Linked DNA regions of Homo sapiens: region 2 is linked to region 1. A link is an interaction called in ENCODE POLR2A ChIA-PET data of the cell type or tissue named here. Cell type or tissue: PC-3. All regions are shown on one strand.

Region 1 (8,000 bases):
AGTAAATGAAGAACACCAAATGCAATCTGCAGAAAACCTGTTTAACATACACAGTTTAAGTATTAATTCTGAATTTCAGAACTACAAATTGCCTTGGCAGAAGTGACGTATCTCATACAGAAAGGAACATTTTGTAATATGGAAGAGGTGAGAAAAAATAGAGGGGGATACTGAACAAAATGTTTTATAATCATGTCTGTACTCTCATAATGTCATTTTCCACATATGGAAACTGAGGCATTTTCTTATGAAAAAAATTAACTTAAAATGGAAAAGAACATGATAGGTAACAAAATCCTAAGAATTCTATAGAACTACAAATGAAACACAGAAACAGAATTTCTTAAATAGCATTTATTTTCTCTCAAAAAGCCTATTATGTACTAACAAGTGTTCCTCTAAATTAGAAAGGCATCACTACTAAAATTTTATACATATTTTTTATATAAGAGAAGGAATATTGGGTTACAATCTGAATTTCTCTTTATGATTTCTCTTAAAGTATAGAACAGCTATTAAAATGACTAATATTGCTAAAATGAAGGCTACTAAATTTCCCCAAGAATTTCGGTGGAATGCCCAAAAATGGTGTTAAGATATGCAGAAGGGCCCATTTCAAGCAAAGCAATCTCTCCACCCCTTCATAAAAGATTTAAGCTAAAGAAAAAAAAAAAAAGAAAATCCAACAGCTGAAGACATTGGGCTATTTATAAATCTTCTCCCAGTCCCCCAGACAGCCTCACATGGGGGCTGTAAACAGCTAACTAAAATATCTTTGAGACTCTTATGTCCACACCCACTGACACAAGGAGAGCTGTAACCACAGTGAAACTAGACTTTGGTTTCCTTTAGCAAGTATGTGCCTATGATAGTAAACTGGAGTAAATGTAACAGTAATAAAACAAATTTTTTTTAAAAATAAAAATTATACCTTTTTCTCCAACAAACGGTAAAGACCACGTGAAGACATCCATAAAATTAGGCAACCAGTAAGGATGTGGAGAACAGTTAAACTGTCGAATATTCATCACATTATTTTCATACTTTAATACAGCAGCTGCAAGATAAGTTGAACATCAATAACTTAATAGATAAGTAACTATTTGTCATTAGCCTTAAAAATATAAAATACATAAAAGCAGAAAAATATTAAGAGGAAGGGAGATCGGGGGTGAGTGGAATCAGGGCTGGTAGAGGGAGGAAGGAACTAATTTTTAATAATAACATAGGTTTTGTTTTTAACACTGTTATGTAGAACTATAACTATAGTCAGGTCTTCACATTACTAATGAAATTTCCAGATTCTTTCCAGAATGTTTGTTTTACTTTATAATCCAATGATGAACATACATTTTTACTAAATCCAAAATTGTGAAAACTCAGTTTTTAGAGGAAACACAGAATGGCAATGAGCAATTTTCTAGGTTTTTAAAGTTCAAACAAATTGAGAATTTAAGATCTTTCTAGCTTCAGGCAACCTGAAAAGGATAGCTGAATGGTAATAAAGCAAACAAAAAAATCCCACCCATTTGGAACATTTTACTTATAAATGTATGAATGTATTTGTTTCATTTAATATGGAAAATCAGACAAAATTACTACAAAGAAATATTTTACTTTGTTTAGAAAAAAAATCCTACTAAAACACCAAAAGAGAATATTATAACCAAACAATCCAGAGATAACATTTTCATCTCAAATGCAGGTATCTAATGTTTCAATATGTTGATATAATTAAAATCTTAAATGACCTACATAGATTTCAGTTACTGGTTATATTACTGTATAGAACACTGGGTTAGAAGGGCTGGATTCTCATCTAAACTATAGCACATACTAGCTGTGCAATGCTTGGTAAATTATTCAACTAATGTGTTTCTCATTTATAAAACAGGACTAATATGTCTACCCTGCCTACCACAGAAGTTTAAGATCAGACAATGCATTTCACATGAAAATACATAAAAGTATAAAATGTCTTGTAGATATAATTTTATGGTTACTTTTTTTTCATTTTAATGAAAAGCACTGAAATGCAGATGTTAAATTCCAACATTTGTGATTGTGGCTAATAGAGAATCAAAAGTAATCCTGCTACATGTTACTGTTTACTAACTTAATAAGTATATGTTTGTTTCCCATATGAAATTCCCATCTGAAATAAAAGTATTTTAAATTATATGTTTTGACAATCAGTTCAAAGTGGGAAAAAAGAGTATTTTAAATTAGTCTCAAAAATTATGAGCTGATACCAAGCTTTCAGATCTTTTGTAAGGGATAAAAGAGAGAAAAATCTAGAAAATTGCCTTATGGATAGAATGAAAAATTACAAACATACCCATACAACGTAAACACTCAAACCATTAACACTATTTATGTACAGACTCAGGACTACAAAGAGACATCTGATTTTTGATAAGACAGTCAATGGTTTGAGCCTCTTTTCTAAGTGCTAAAAAAAATCCATCCCTTAACCTCCTGAGTCAAACCAACAAAGGACAATCAGTAAGGCAGTACTCAACTGGACACTGAACACTAGCTCCCTTAATATTAACAAGAGGAAGTCACAGTTGAGGAATTAGAGCACTGGTAGAAAGTTAAATTTAACACTTGGTTCTGTTTTTGAGAATGGAATCAGGGCAGGGGCGCAGTGGCTCAGGCCTATAATCGCAGCACTTTGGGAGGCTGAGGCAGGCAGATCACTTGAAGTCAGGAGTTCAAGACAAGCCTGGTGAACATGGTGAAACCTCATTCTATAAAAATATAAAAATTAGCTGGGCGAGGTGGCGGGTGCCTATGATCCCAGCTATTAGGGAGGGCTGAGGCAAGAGAATTGCTTGAACCCAGGATGCAGATGTAGCAGTCGGCCGAGACTGCACCACTGCATTCCAGCCTGGGCAACAGAGCGAGACCCTGTCTAGAGAGAGAAAGAATGGAATCAAAACTTAGATATGTTTCTTCTCAAAAATGAAGTCATATTTCATAAGATATCTATAGTGTAAGTTCTTGTAGCATATTCTGTACCCAAGTTATCCAGCATGCTACTGTTTGGTCTCAGGCAAGTGTTTTAATCTTTTAACCATCACCTCTCATCATCCAAAAAAACTTCCTCTGTTCCTCTTTTGAACTTACACCATGACCCTTATTTAGCAATGACCTCATTCTCTCTCTAAATGTCCTTTTTAAAGTCTTTAACCTTCTGTTCTTTCCTCTTGGCACATCCACTCCAGTCTGATCCTGAAGCTATGGCATAGTCAACTGAATTCCAGACATGTCAAGACAGAAGAGAAGCTGGCCTCTTAATATCATCTTCCAAAGATGTAAACTACATAAACATACCCAATCTCATCTTCAATGTCCTTGGCACACACTTAACTAGATTAAGACCCTTTGGCACTTTCTGTCAATAAACTGTATTCAAAATAAAATGAAATCCAATTACTATAGACAGGTCAAATTTTCAGGGAAGGTGGGGAAATGAAAATCTCTGGAACGGAAGGCAAAGGAAAAAAGCAGTAAAAATAAAGAGAAGAATGTATCCCTCAAATGAGATGAAACTGAATTAATTAAAAAAAAGCTCAAATACAAATCTTCATGGGGCAGTGATAAGACTGTGGAGGTAAAAGAAGGAAATAAGAAAGGGAAAGAGAACCTAGATCAGTGAACATAAAACAAGAAACATGATAAACTAAACAAGTAGACAGTGCAAATAAAATCATCAAAGCAGCAGCAGCTTTATACAAATAAGAAAACATCCTCAATAAGGGAAAAGATTTAAGAAAGGGGAGTTTGAGAAAATCATGTTTGGTTTTGCTTGATGCACTTAACTCAGAGCACGTTTTACAAAATGGCTTTTCCAAGAGACAAGTTGTGGAATGGGGTTACATATTACTTAGTTTCACATTTTGGATTTTTATTTATTGTTCTCTCCCCTCCATCTTACAGTTATTTATAAAGAAATCTGGATACTAATAGTTTCAAACAACACCCCTTTTTTATTATATTAAAAAAAGTCAATTAAAATACTAAGTTGTTTAACAATTTTTTTTATCAACAATATCTTACCTTTATTATTGTAGACATCTAAGTAATTAGGTGCCGAAAAAATTGTTATTAATGAAGGGAACCCTGTAGTTTGACTTTTTCTGTACATTCTATAGCTGCAAAACAAATAGCTTAATATGCATCGTAAAGCATCAATCATGGTTACTAAGTTTGATTTATATTTTAGGTGTTAATTTGGGTCAGGGAAACAGAATTCTTACCCTGCATCTTGAGCTTCATGAGCTCTAATAATCGATAACAAATTATTGTTTTGCAAAAATTCACACACTGCTGGATAGCTGTGGGGGAAAAAGAGTAAATTAAGTAAAATAATGGCTTTTCTGTATGAAGCATATGCTATGTTAACAACTAAAATGTGATTAATCTTGGATATTTTTCCTTACTTATAAAAATAAGAACATCCTCGAACTGTATTGTGACTAAAATGTTCCTGTGATTTTTCATTTCCAAAATCTTCAGAAGGATCGGACCATAACAAGTCACACATTGGTCCAAATGCAGGTGGCTCTTTGAATCTATCTAACTGTGAAAGAAAGAAAAGAAAGAACAGAAGTAACTCATCAAAAAGTAAGGATAAAATGTGCATAGGAAAACGATACCAACTTTGAATACAGTTCATACTATATTATTGTGAATAAACAGAAGTTATTTCCTTAAGATATCAGTATACTAATTTTTACTATTACCTAATCTTGGCAGTGAAGTGAAGTTTGAAACTTCTGCTCTACTCAACAATGTACTATAAATAGAAATCAATCTCGGAAGTAAAATATATACTTACTCTCCTAATATCATCCAGTGTGTGTATTTCTGGTGAAAGTCCACCATGAACACAAAGAAACTGTTGGTTTAAAAGTGCAGCAAGAGGCAAACTATCAAAAGCTTCCATACAAGCTTCATAGACTCTTTCCGAATACTTAATTTTACCTAGAAAAACAAAAAACTAATTGAAAATTACATTACTGGTGGTGGTGTGACCATTTTAAAAACATATATATTAGATTTTTATTTCTTGTTCTCTCCCCTCCTTTATATCTTATAGCTATTTATAATGAAATTGAGATAGTTACAGTTTCAACTGTAGTAATAGCCCAGACAGACAGACAGACAGATGGCAAGAAAATTATAGACAGTAAACAGCAAAGTGGTGGCCAGGGCTTCAGAGTGAGTGAAGGGGTGACTATAAAAAGGTAGCAAGAGAGAACTTATGGCATGATAAAACTTTTCTGTATCATGATAGTGGTAGTGGGCAACTCTATGCAGTGTCAAAAGTCACAGAAGTAAATACCACAGAGAATAAATCTTACTGCACACAATTTTTTTAAGGAAAGCATCTTCCCCTATAAGAATCAACAAAAATATGCAAAGTTATCTGTCTTATGAAGACAAAATATTTGCTCTCTCTAAAATTATTCTCGATGATGTTATGTCTTATGAAGCAAAATATTTGCTCTCTAAAATTATTTTGGATGACAGAAAAGTCATCACGTATTGTTAAAAATAAGTCAGTCAAATCTCTAAAAACAGGCCAGGCACGGTGGCTCACGCCTGTAATCCCAGCACTTTGACAGGCCAAAGCAGGCAGATCGCTTGAGGCCAGGAGTTTGAGACCAGTCTGGCCAACATGGCAGAACACTGTCTCTACTAAAAATACAAAAATTAGCCAGGCATGCTGGTGTGCACCTGTAATCCCAGAGACTCAATGGGTGAGGAACAAGAATCACTTGAACCCAGGAGGTGGAGGCTGCAGTGGGCCGAGATCGTGCCACTTGCACTCCAGCCTGGGCGACAGAGCAAGACTCTGTCTCAAAAAAAAAAAAAAAAGAAAGAAATCTCTTAAAAACAGCTCAACCCTTCACCTTTATCGGCCAAATAAGGCAAAATTAGAACTGTACTTGAGGTTAAAATCATTTTAATACTTGCTTTATTTTATTCTAAGAGTCAATGACTACTTTATTCTTATTACAGGCAAGATGACTACATCATCACAACAAAATTCAAGGTTCATCCATTTTTTCTGAAAAATAAAAGATAATAGCATGCTCATGTCAGAAAAGCTGAGGGGTTCCTCTTGCCTACAATGAATACTTTAAAATGGGCAGTGAAGCAGGAAGCCAATATAGAAACACAAGAAAGACAAAACTCTACCAAATCAAACTATCATTTACTTTTAGAGAGATATCATGCACTTTCATTTGCTCCTTTACAACTTTAAATTCCTATTTTGGTTTTGATGAGATTTTGGTAGGTGGTTTGTTATTTATCTAGGCAAAGAAAAAGAACTTAGTTCCTATTTCCTGTTTTAATACTGTAATATTCAAATATTAAAAAAACTATATATATATCCAGCAACCAGAGATTCTACACTGGCAGTCTGCTAACGACTCTGTTTTCTAGCACTGTGGTTTAATAAAAATTCTAATTTGACTGCTTTTAGGTCAAGCATGCACTTTCCAGGTCTTATCTTACTCATTTAGGTTAACTGCCTGATCCTTGAAGTTATAAGAGTATGCCACTTCTGCCACTACCCATCACTGTATTTTTCTCCTGTTGCTGCAAGTCTCTACTTAGTATGACCTTTATTGGATCATGTTTTGAGTCTCAAAACGTTGAAATTATTTCTGCTTTTAGAATTTAACTCTACTTAATACAGTCATAAATATTAACTTAAAAAGCACAAAGGCAGGCCAGATGCGGTGGTTCACACCTGTAATCCCAGCACTTTGGGAGGACGAGGCAGGTGGATTACTTGAGGTCAGGAGTTAAGAGACCAGCCTGGCCAACATGGTGAAACACCGCCTCTACCAAAAATACAAAAATTAGCAGGACGTGGTGGCGCATGCCTGTAATTTCAGCTACTTGGGAGGCTAAGGCAGGAGAATACTTGAACCCGGGAGGAGGTTGCTGTGAGCCGAGATTGTACCACTGCACTCCAGCCAGGGCGACAGAGCGAGACTGTCTCAAAAAAAAAATAAAAATAACAAAAATAATAAAAAAGCACAAAGGTTTGAGGTGTGAAAAAGGCCTAATCTTGTTCTGTAACATATGGTTACTTACAGGTATTAGATTACCATTGCTATAATAATTTGAGAGAGAAAAGGGATAAACATTGCAGGTTAAGAATTTCACCAACTGTACCTGACTAGTCTTAAAACAATGATATTTAAAAAAACAAAAAAATTTTAAGAAGAATTTCAATCATTAATAGCATGATTGAAATGATCTGCAATGGTAACAGGATAAACAATTTGTTAGGATTCCTCACAGGAATGCCTCAAGATTGAAGGACAAAAATCTCCAATGCAAAATAACATTTTTTTCTTTTGGTTTTTATTTTTTCCTGTTAGAAAAAATATATACATTTTTTTTTCCTGAGACAGAGTTTCGCTCTTGTTGCCCAGGCTGGAGTACAATGGCGCGATCTCGGCTCACTGCAACCTCCGCCTCCCAGGTTCAAGTGATTCTCCTGCCTCAGCCTCCTGAGTACCTGGGATTACAGGCACATGTCACCACGCCTGGCTAATTTTTGTATTTTTAGGAGATGGGGTTTTGCCGTGTTGGCCAGGCTGGTCTTGAACTCCTGACCTCAGGTGATCCACCCGCCTCGGCCTCCCAAAGTGCTGGGATTACAAGCGTGAGCTACCGTGCCTGGCTTAGAAAAATTAATTGTAACATTAAAACTTATATATAAAACTCTAAGTATGTTTGTAAAAGTTAAACATAATAAGAAATTCTGAAATGAAAAAAAATTTTTTTTTTTGAGACAGGGTCTGACTCTATTGCCCAGGCAATTGTCCGTGCAGTGGCATGATCTCAGCTCACTATGACCTCCGATTCCCAGGCTCAAGCGATCCTCCCACCTCAGCCTCCTGAGCAGCTGGGACTACAAGAGTGTGCCGCCACACCCAGCTAATTTTTTTTTTTTGTATTTTTGG
Region 2 (8,000 bases), 120 kb after region 1:
TCAAGCAATTCTCCTGTCTCAGCCTCCATCCATAGTGGCTGGGATTACAGGTGTGTGCCACCACGCCCAGCTAATTTTTGTATTTTTAGTAAAGATGGGGTTTCACCATGTTGGCCAGGCTGGTCTCAAACTCCTGACCTCAAGCGATCCGCCCACCTCAGCCTCCCAAAGTGCTGCGATTACAGGCGTGAGCCACCGCGCCCAGCCTGGGAAAAATGTATTCTAAAACCAGTGCATTCTCAATACAATTCACCCAGACTATTGCAGAAACTTTCTAACTATTCTTTCCTCTCTAATCCCATCTATACAATATTGCAAAAGCAAACTGATGAATCACAATTAGCTTAGAAAACTTCAGTGACAAAATACAGCCAAAACTCTGGCTTTGAATGGCCTTCCACAATCTTATCCCCTGCACATTTCCAACCTCATCTACCCTTAAAACATACAAAAAGATTTGTTCTGTGCACATGCCCAGTTACTTTGTTTTTTGTATTTCTCAATCAACGAATGCTCCTCCCATCTTCCCAGTCCTACCTAATACTAGCAATCTTTTCCACTGAGCAAACCTATTTGAAGAAGTCATACCACTGGCTACTTACAGTGATAGGAACTACTAATAGTCATACATCAGCAGGAAGGAGCAGTCATTTACATTAATTCATTTCCCAAATGATTGTCTTTTTAAATACCTCTCCACACCAACTGGGACTTCTCTCTCCCTCCCAGGAACATCATGAATCAATATTTAACCAGTATATCAATACTTTATTAGAATACAAGGTAGAAAGTTACATTGCCTTACACTCAACAAATGCTCATTCCTTGTTAAACAAATAAATGAAGAACTAAGTTTCATGAGACCAATCAAACTCACATTTTTCCGTTTAGAGATAACTCAGTTACAGGCATAACCAAACAGCTCTTTAGCTTGTCCCTGAATCTCCTGCCAAAATCATATCGCATCTAAATCATACCTTGCGCTTCCAAAAGGTCTACAGAAGAAAGATACTCTATTTTATGGTCAGTAGGACAAACGAAATGTTCTTTCTAAACCCTACTGCCAATAGTAGCAAACTAGTAATAGCAGTGGTTAAAGGAACAAAAATCAATAGCAATTTATTAGGCCCCTGGATAGCAAAACAATGAGTTCCAGAAAGTTACCCTATATAATAACCTTCTGATTTAATCATTTAGAACCAGAGATTTTTATCCCGAATTTTATGAATCACTAAGACTTTTTAAACACTTGATTCCATCAATGCATTATTTATTAATCATTATAAATATACCCGTACTCAAATTATTTCAGTACAAACAATAATGAAAGTATGACAGTGCTATCAACAAGAGGAAAAAAGGAGGGGAAGCAAACTGACAGCACTGGCTTGACTCATTTCTGTTGGGAGAACACTGGTACTGAATGGCACAAGCAACTCCAGTGTGAGAGAGCAAGCACATGACTGACTGGGAGGGCGACAGAGGATACCAAAGAAAGGAGAATATCTATAAAGAAGATTTCCTCTGTAGGGGCAGGAGGTGAAGGGATGAGAAGGAATGAAATCTACTCTAACAGCCTTTACAATACTCAAATGAAAACATGCTACCAGACTTCACACTTTGAGCCAGTTCACATCCTAGCTCTACCACTTACAATTGAGTGACCTTCAGCAGATTACTTATCCTCTTTCATCAGGTGTAAAATTATAATAATGGTAGCCCACTTAGTGAATACAAACTACATGTTTGGCACTGCGCTAGGCACTGGACACATGGTATATCCTCTAATTCTCACAATTAACCTGCCAAATAGTGATTATTTTTCTCACTTTGCAGGAAAGAAAACCCATGTTCTTTCTACCTATGTATAGCCGCTTTGTAGAGGGACAATACTACTACCTGGCCAGGTTGTACTGGGAATTAGAAGTAAATGCAAAGCACTTAGCAAGGACCCAGCACTTACCTCATATTAGGAGCTCAAGAAATCATTACTGTACGAATACAACCATCATTTGAATAAGTGCCTCAACTGAACAGCAATGAAATCCCAGAAACAAGTTTCCTCTCACATCATCTACCATAAAGATGACTTCTAACTAGCAGTAGTTTGGGAGAATCCAAAGCTCATCACTTATAACTGCTTGAAATACCAAAGTATCAACCATCCAGTATCCAAAAAAAAATTTTTTTTTAATACACACACAAATATTCTTAGAAGCTCAAAACACAAAACGCAAGGAAATAGCCCATTATGAAAGTGATATTTGACTCAATCTAAATATCAAATATTAAATATTTTACTTTCAAAAGGATCATAGGCCTCATGCCTCAAGGAAGCAGGTGCTAATGAACAAATTTATCTAACTTCCCAAAAATCATTCCCAGAAGCATCTGTTAACCTGAAGTACTTGGCAAACCATCTCTTAGAATTGACAACATATTGCCAAAATCTTAGTGGATTTTGCCAACACTATTCTGCTGATAGGAAAAAAGAATCATTCAGCTACTTTCCAATTTAGCCACAAAATAGGCTCTTTTTTCTTCATTACTACTTTAACCAGTATGTTAATACTGAAAATAGGTATAAAGAAATCACAAATAACCTTCTTCTGTTTGAAGGAAATTTAAAATACTAAATCCACAATTCTTGCCTTTAATTCTAAGGAACTCAAGAAAATCTATGAATTTTTTTTTTTTGGAAAAAATATGAAATCTCCAAAATCTAATAATTGTAACAGAGAGGAGGGGGAAAGAGCACAAACAACAGCTTGAAAGATGCCTCTTGAAAGTTGAGAGTCCTAAAATCTCAATTTCAAAGTTTAATCTACTGCTATTAAAAGAAATAGCTTATTAATCAGTGCTTGGGAATATTTTTTTTAAAAGAAAGAAAACTTCACAAAAACTAACCGGTTCCTGAATCTTCTATCTATCTGTTTTTACCACAACAACTACAATACTTACCAGACAGCACAGTCAACCTCCAGCAAAAGACCTCTAATCACGAGGGTATCTGTGGGGCAAGTGATACAAGAATGGGGAGGGATATGGGAATAGCTAGAGCTGTGGGGAGGGAAGGCTAGGAGGGAGGAGACGACTGTAGCTAGCAACAATGAGAAACTGTGAATCTAAACCACAAGGACTTCCCGCAGAACAGGATATCAGAGAGAAGGCAATTCTTTTTACCAACTACCAGGAACTCAGCACTGACAATTCATGACAAAGTTAAAAAGGTGGAGCTTCCAATTAAAAACAAAGTAAACTTAAGAAACTAACCAAAAGTAACTTGAAAGGACGTTATCACAAACTTCACCTGAGGCTTAAGAAAAACAATTATGAAGCTGTTTCCTGGGGCATTCCTGATGACAAAGGTCATTAAACAATAAGGTTTGCAGGGTGGCTGCTGCTTCCAAAGAAGGGCCAGTCCCCCACAAAAAAATTCCTTTGCACTGCAGTCAAAAGGAGCACGAGAAGACAACATTTTTGTAGTTGTTTACAGAATAATCAAAACAATGTTATTGTTGGAATCCCTAATTCAGAATTCCAAGACTGGGCTTAAATTAAATCAAATCATTTTAATAGGCAAAACTCCTCCAACTGTCTTAAACGAGCCACACTATTAAAGAAAATTATTATTTAAACTGAGCCATTGGAATCTACTGAGTCAATTTTAAAATGCTTGGGATCTAAGGGTTCTCAACCCCAAAGTCCACAACAGGGAAAGATCTCCACCCCTCTCTCGGGGAAGAGACCTAGTTACATCACCAAGAACAAACAGCAGGCAGAGTCCCACCCCCAAACATGTGATCAGTCAACCGAGAACTTGCATTTGCAGGCAGGGCACAAAGGCCCCAGAGGACCAACACACACCCTTCTATGTATTACCTGAGGTTATAAAACAGTTTTATTGAAAGAAGTTGTTTTATAAGCATACTGATGAAAAAAACTCATCAGCAGAATCCTTGCCAAATATGAAGGTCTGTTGTGTTTCTATAGGTTGAGAGAAAATATACGAGTTGACTAAAAAAAAGATGTAATTAAGATTTATTGGTAAAATTTAACAAACATGGGCAATGTCCAAAACTAATTAAGCTCTTACATTTTAACAATACAGTATATTAAATTGAAGTAGTCCTTTGGCCACAAGGAAAGTGCCACAAAAAAAAAAAAAAAAAAAAAGATACTGTTGCTTTTCTTGTTAACCATTAGCATTCTAACTCAGGTCTCCTAGTGGTGCTAGGTGGAGGAGGAGGTAGTAATGCCATTTCAAAGTGTGAAACACAAAATTTCTACTGATAAGTGCTGACTGCAAATAAAGACATACAAACATCAAGACCAAGCTCTTCAATCAAGTCATTAAAATATAGGTATATATTCATTGTGAAACTAATCAAATAAAACTAGAGTACTGGGACAGAGTTACAGAGCTTCAACCCTGATTACAACTAGACAACATTACTTTTCATGTCTCATCCAGGTAAGGGAAGTGATCCACAGGGAAATCTCACTCTAATAGATTGTAATCTCTCCAGAGGCCCCTCAGAAAACACCTCCCATAAAACTCTGCTATGATACTCACATTCTGCCTTGCATAAGTTATTTTCAGACATTTCTTATTCCCTCTTCAAGACTGCACAAGAGGTTCTGTGCCAAATAGAAAGAGAACCCTGTATCAACCACTGGGCTTCGCCATTCAAAATAAATTGGGTAACTACAAGTTTTTGTTAGGTGAGTGTCAAACTGCCTGTAGAAAAGGTTTTATAGGCCGGGTGCAGGGGCTCACGCCTGTAATCCCAGCATTTTGGGAGGCCATTGCGGGAGGATCATTTGAGCCCAGGAGTTCAAGACCAGCCTGGGCAACACAGGGAGGCCCCTTCTCTACAAAAAAAAAAAAGAAAGAAAGAAAGTTTTTAATTAGCCTGGTGTGGTGGCACGCACCTCTCTGGTCCCAGTTACTCCAGGCTGAGGTGGGAGGATCCCTTGAGCCCAGGAGGTCAAGGCCCCAGTGAGCAGTGATTGTGTCGCTGCACTCCAGTCTGGGCCACAGAGCAAGACCCTGTCTCAAAAAAAAAAAAAAAAAAGGAAAAATAAAAATAGAAAGAAAAGGTTTTGGGTACATGATTGCTAACTACGTCAAGAGGGAGAGTGATACATAGTGTTTCAGATTATTATTTTTTAAAATAGGGTTTTAGTTTAAATGTTCAGGTATTCTAAAGTTGGATGACTAGTTACAACAGTACTTTGTAAAACTGTGCTTCAACAAAACTTAACAAGTCATATTTTTCAAGTACTTTGCAGGGAATATGTAACACCACAATAGGTCCACCTTAGACCAGAATAGACAAAGGTCTCTGAAAAAATATAAATATTATTAGCAAGGAGAAACAATATTTAGGATTTGAGTAAATCAATCAAGAAAAATCCTTGGAGGGTAGTGGGGAGGGTAATGGAAAAGCACAGGCTGAAAAGTCCTATTTGGTCACATTCCGTAGCTTTTCATTATTGGTTTCTACTAGCAAATAGAGTAAGGTACAACAGAATGTTCAATGCATTGAAAGAACATTTTGCTTCTCTTAAAAGTCATAAAAGAGAAACAGAGGATTTCTCTAAGAAAAACCAAAATAACTCCCTCTGGAGTAACCCCAAAGTCAAACCATCATTGTCTTTTATTTCTGAGATGCTAATGATAATGCTGATGTCGGCAGTAAAGGCAGGAACTGAGTGGCTCCGCAGTAGGAACACGAGATTGGAAAATAAAAGACTCTTTTTTTTTTTGAGTCCAAGTCTTGCTCTGTCACCCAGGCTGGAGTGCAGTGACACGATCTCGGTTCACTGCAACCTCCACTTCCCAGGTTCAAGTGATTCTCCTGCTTCAGCCTCTTCAGTAGCTGGGATTACAGGTAGGTGCCACTACACCCAGCTAGTTTTTGTATTTTTAGTAGAGATGGGGCTTCACCATGTTGGCCAGACTGGTCTCGAACTCCTGACCTCAAGTGATCCACCTGACTCAGCCTCTCAAAGTGCTGGGATTACAGGTGTGAGCCACTGTGCCCAGCCAATAAAAGACTCTAGATTTTAGAATGTAGTGACAAAATTTGGGAACTTTTTAAGAGACAGGTTCTTCCTCTGTTGCCCAGGCTGGATGCAGTGGTGTGATCACAGCTCACTGAACCCTCAAATTCCTGGGTTCATGCAATCTTCTACCCTCAGCCTCCCGAGTAGCTGGGACTACAGGTGTGTACAACCAGACCCAGCTAATTTTTTAAAGATTTTTGGAGACAGGGTCTTAGTATGTTACCTAGGCTGAGACTTTTAAATAAACTGGAGGATTGGGGTGGGGAGGGGTGGGGAAGAGACTGCTTTATATCAAATGAAAGCCTTTATCATTTGATCCTGGGGAGAGGGGAAGCTTAATTCAGAGCTGTTAAACTGGAGTTCTAGCAAACAAAAATTAGAGACGGACTTGATCTTAGCTAATAAGGAACCTAAGAGAAAATATTCTAGCCTTTGACTCTAGGTTGTAAGGAAGAATATACCATGAAGTAGATGAAAAACAGGGAAAACTACATAACTAATTTGAGTCTAGTGGGTTTTTTTTTAACTTTTTTTTTTTAATCTTGGTTTTGTTTGAAGACAGAGTCTCACTCTGTCACCCAGGCTGGAGTATAGTGCCATAATCTCAGCTCACTGCAATCTCTGCCTCCCGGGTTCAAGTGATTCTCCTACCTCAGCCTCCAGAGTAGCTGGGATTACAGGTGCACACCACCACACCTGGCTAATTTTTGTATTTTGAGTAGAGATGGAGTTTCACCATGTTGGCGAGGCTGGTCTCAAACTCCTGACCTCAGGTGATCCACCCACCTCAGCCTCCCAAAGTGCTGGGATTACAGGCGTGAGCCACCAAGCCCCACTGGTGTTTTCTTTTAAAGACAGAGTCTCACTATGTTGCCCAGGCTGGAGTGCAGTGGCTAGTCACAGGTGCAATCCCTGTGCAATCAGAGGTGACTCTAGTTTTTATTCTGAGATTTATTCACAATGTTGGCAGAGCATGTGTACCTTAAAGAGCTGGTTGTTTCACTCAAGTATGCATTACTGAGAAGAGGAATATTGCAGAAAGGGTAGAGGGAAGAGAAAAAAACTGATCCAAAGAATACATTTTGGAGAAACTTTGGCTGTTAATCACAGACCTGAGCAGCAAAATCATACAAGAAATCTCTATATTTCTCATATAAATGGACTCTAAAGAAGAGAGGGAGATAGGGGCCACACATTTGGGCTTCTAATTATAGCATCATTATTGTTTAAATTCATTTATTTAACTATATCTTGCATAATTCTAAAAAGTATATCAAATAGCATTATGTCATTATGAACATTAACCACCCTGTCTATAGAACAAGGGTTTTTAAAAGTCTTGGACTGGACTTAAAGCTCCTAGAAAGCAAGAAGAGTATGAAAATCCCTCTCAAGCACACCAAAGAATTACCTAAATGCTAGTCTTACAGAAAGTAATCAGCCGGGCGCGGTGGCTCACGCCTGTAATCCCAACACTTTGAGAGGCCAAGGCAGGCGGATCTCTTGAGGTTAGGATTTTGAGACCAGCCTGGCCAACATGGTGAAAAACCCGTCTTGACTAAAAATACAACAATTAGCTGGGCATGGTGGCGTGTGCCTGTAATCCCAGCTACTCAGGAGGTTGAGGCAGGAGAATCGCTTGAACCCAGGAGGCGGAGGTTGCAGTGAGCTGAGATGGTGCCACCGCACTCCAGCCTGGGCAACAGAGCCAAGACTCCATCTCAAAAAAAAAAAACAAAACAAAAAAAACAGGCCGGGTGCAGTGGCTCACGCCTATAATCCCATCACTTTGGGAGGCCAAGGTGGACAGATCATTTGAGGTCAGGAGTTCAAGACCAGCCTGACCAACATGGTGAAACCCCATCTCTACTAAAAATACAAAAATTAGGCTGGGCACGGTGGCTCACACCTGTAATCCCAGCAGTTTG

What was found. ChIA-PET counts read pairs that join two places held together with the same protein. Peaks named below come from ENCODE experiments on the same cell type or tissue, not always from the same donor. Only the 100,000 strongest peaks of a DNase experiment are listed, where the experiment ranks them.
Region 2: POLR2A ChIA-PET joins it to region 1 with 14 read pairs; 3 of 35 experiments call an interaction of 5 or more read pairs at or near these places.

What each region holds. Positions count from the first base shown.
Region 1 is chr10:73,466,622-73,474,621 of GRCh38, forward strand. It overlaps PPP3CB (protein phosphatase 3 catalytic subunit beta), which reads right to left. Exons shown (of 14, transcript NM_021132.4): 5 at 4,847-4,992; 6 at 4,449-4,588; 7 at 4,266-4,343; 8 at 4,066-4,160; 9 at 932-1,057. Among named protein-coding and RNA genes, the nearest start is that of PPP3CB-AS1, 25 kb to the right of the region's middle. In PC-3, no CTCF peak of the experiment used is centred here; no DNase peak of the experiment used is centred here.
Region 2 is chr10:73,588,317-73,596,316 of GRCh38, forward strand. It overlaps USP54 (ubiquitin specific peptidase 54), which reads right to left and starts at 3,026. Exons shown (of 24, transcript NM_001391956.1): 1 at 2,962-3,026. RefSeq lists an enhancer at 3,309-4,059. In PC-3, CTCF peaks have their summits at 4,233 and 4,438; DNase peaks (open chromatin) are centred at 1,415, 3,145 and 3,785; H3K4me3 peaks cover 1,509 bases; H3K27ac peaks cover 2,435 bases.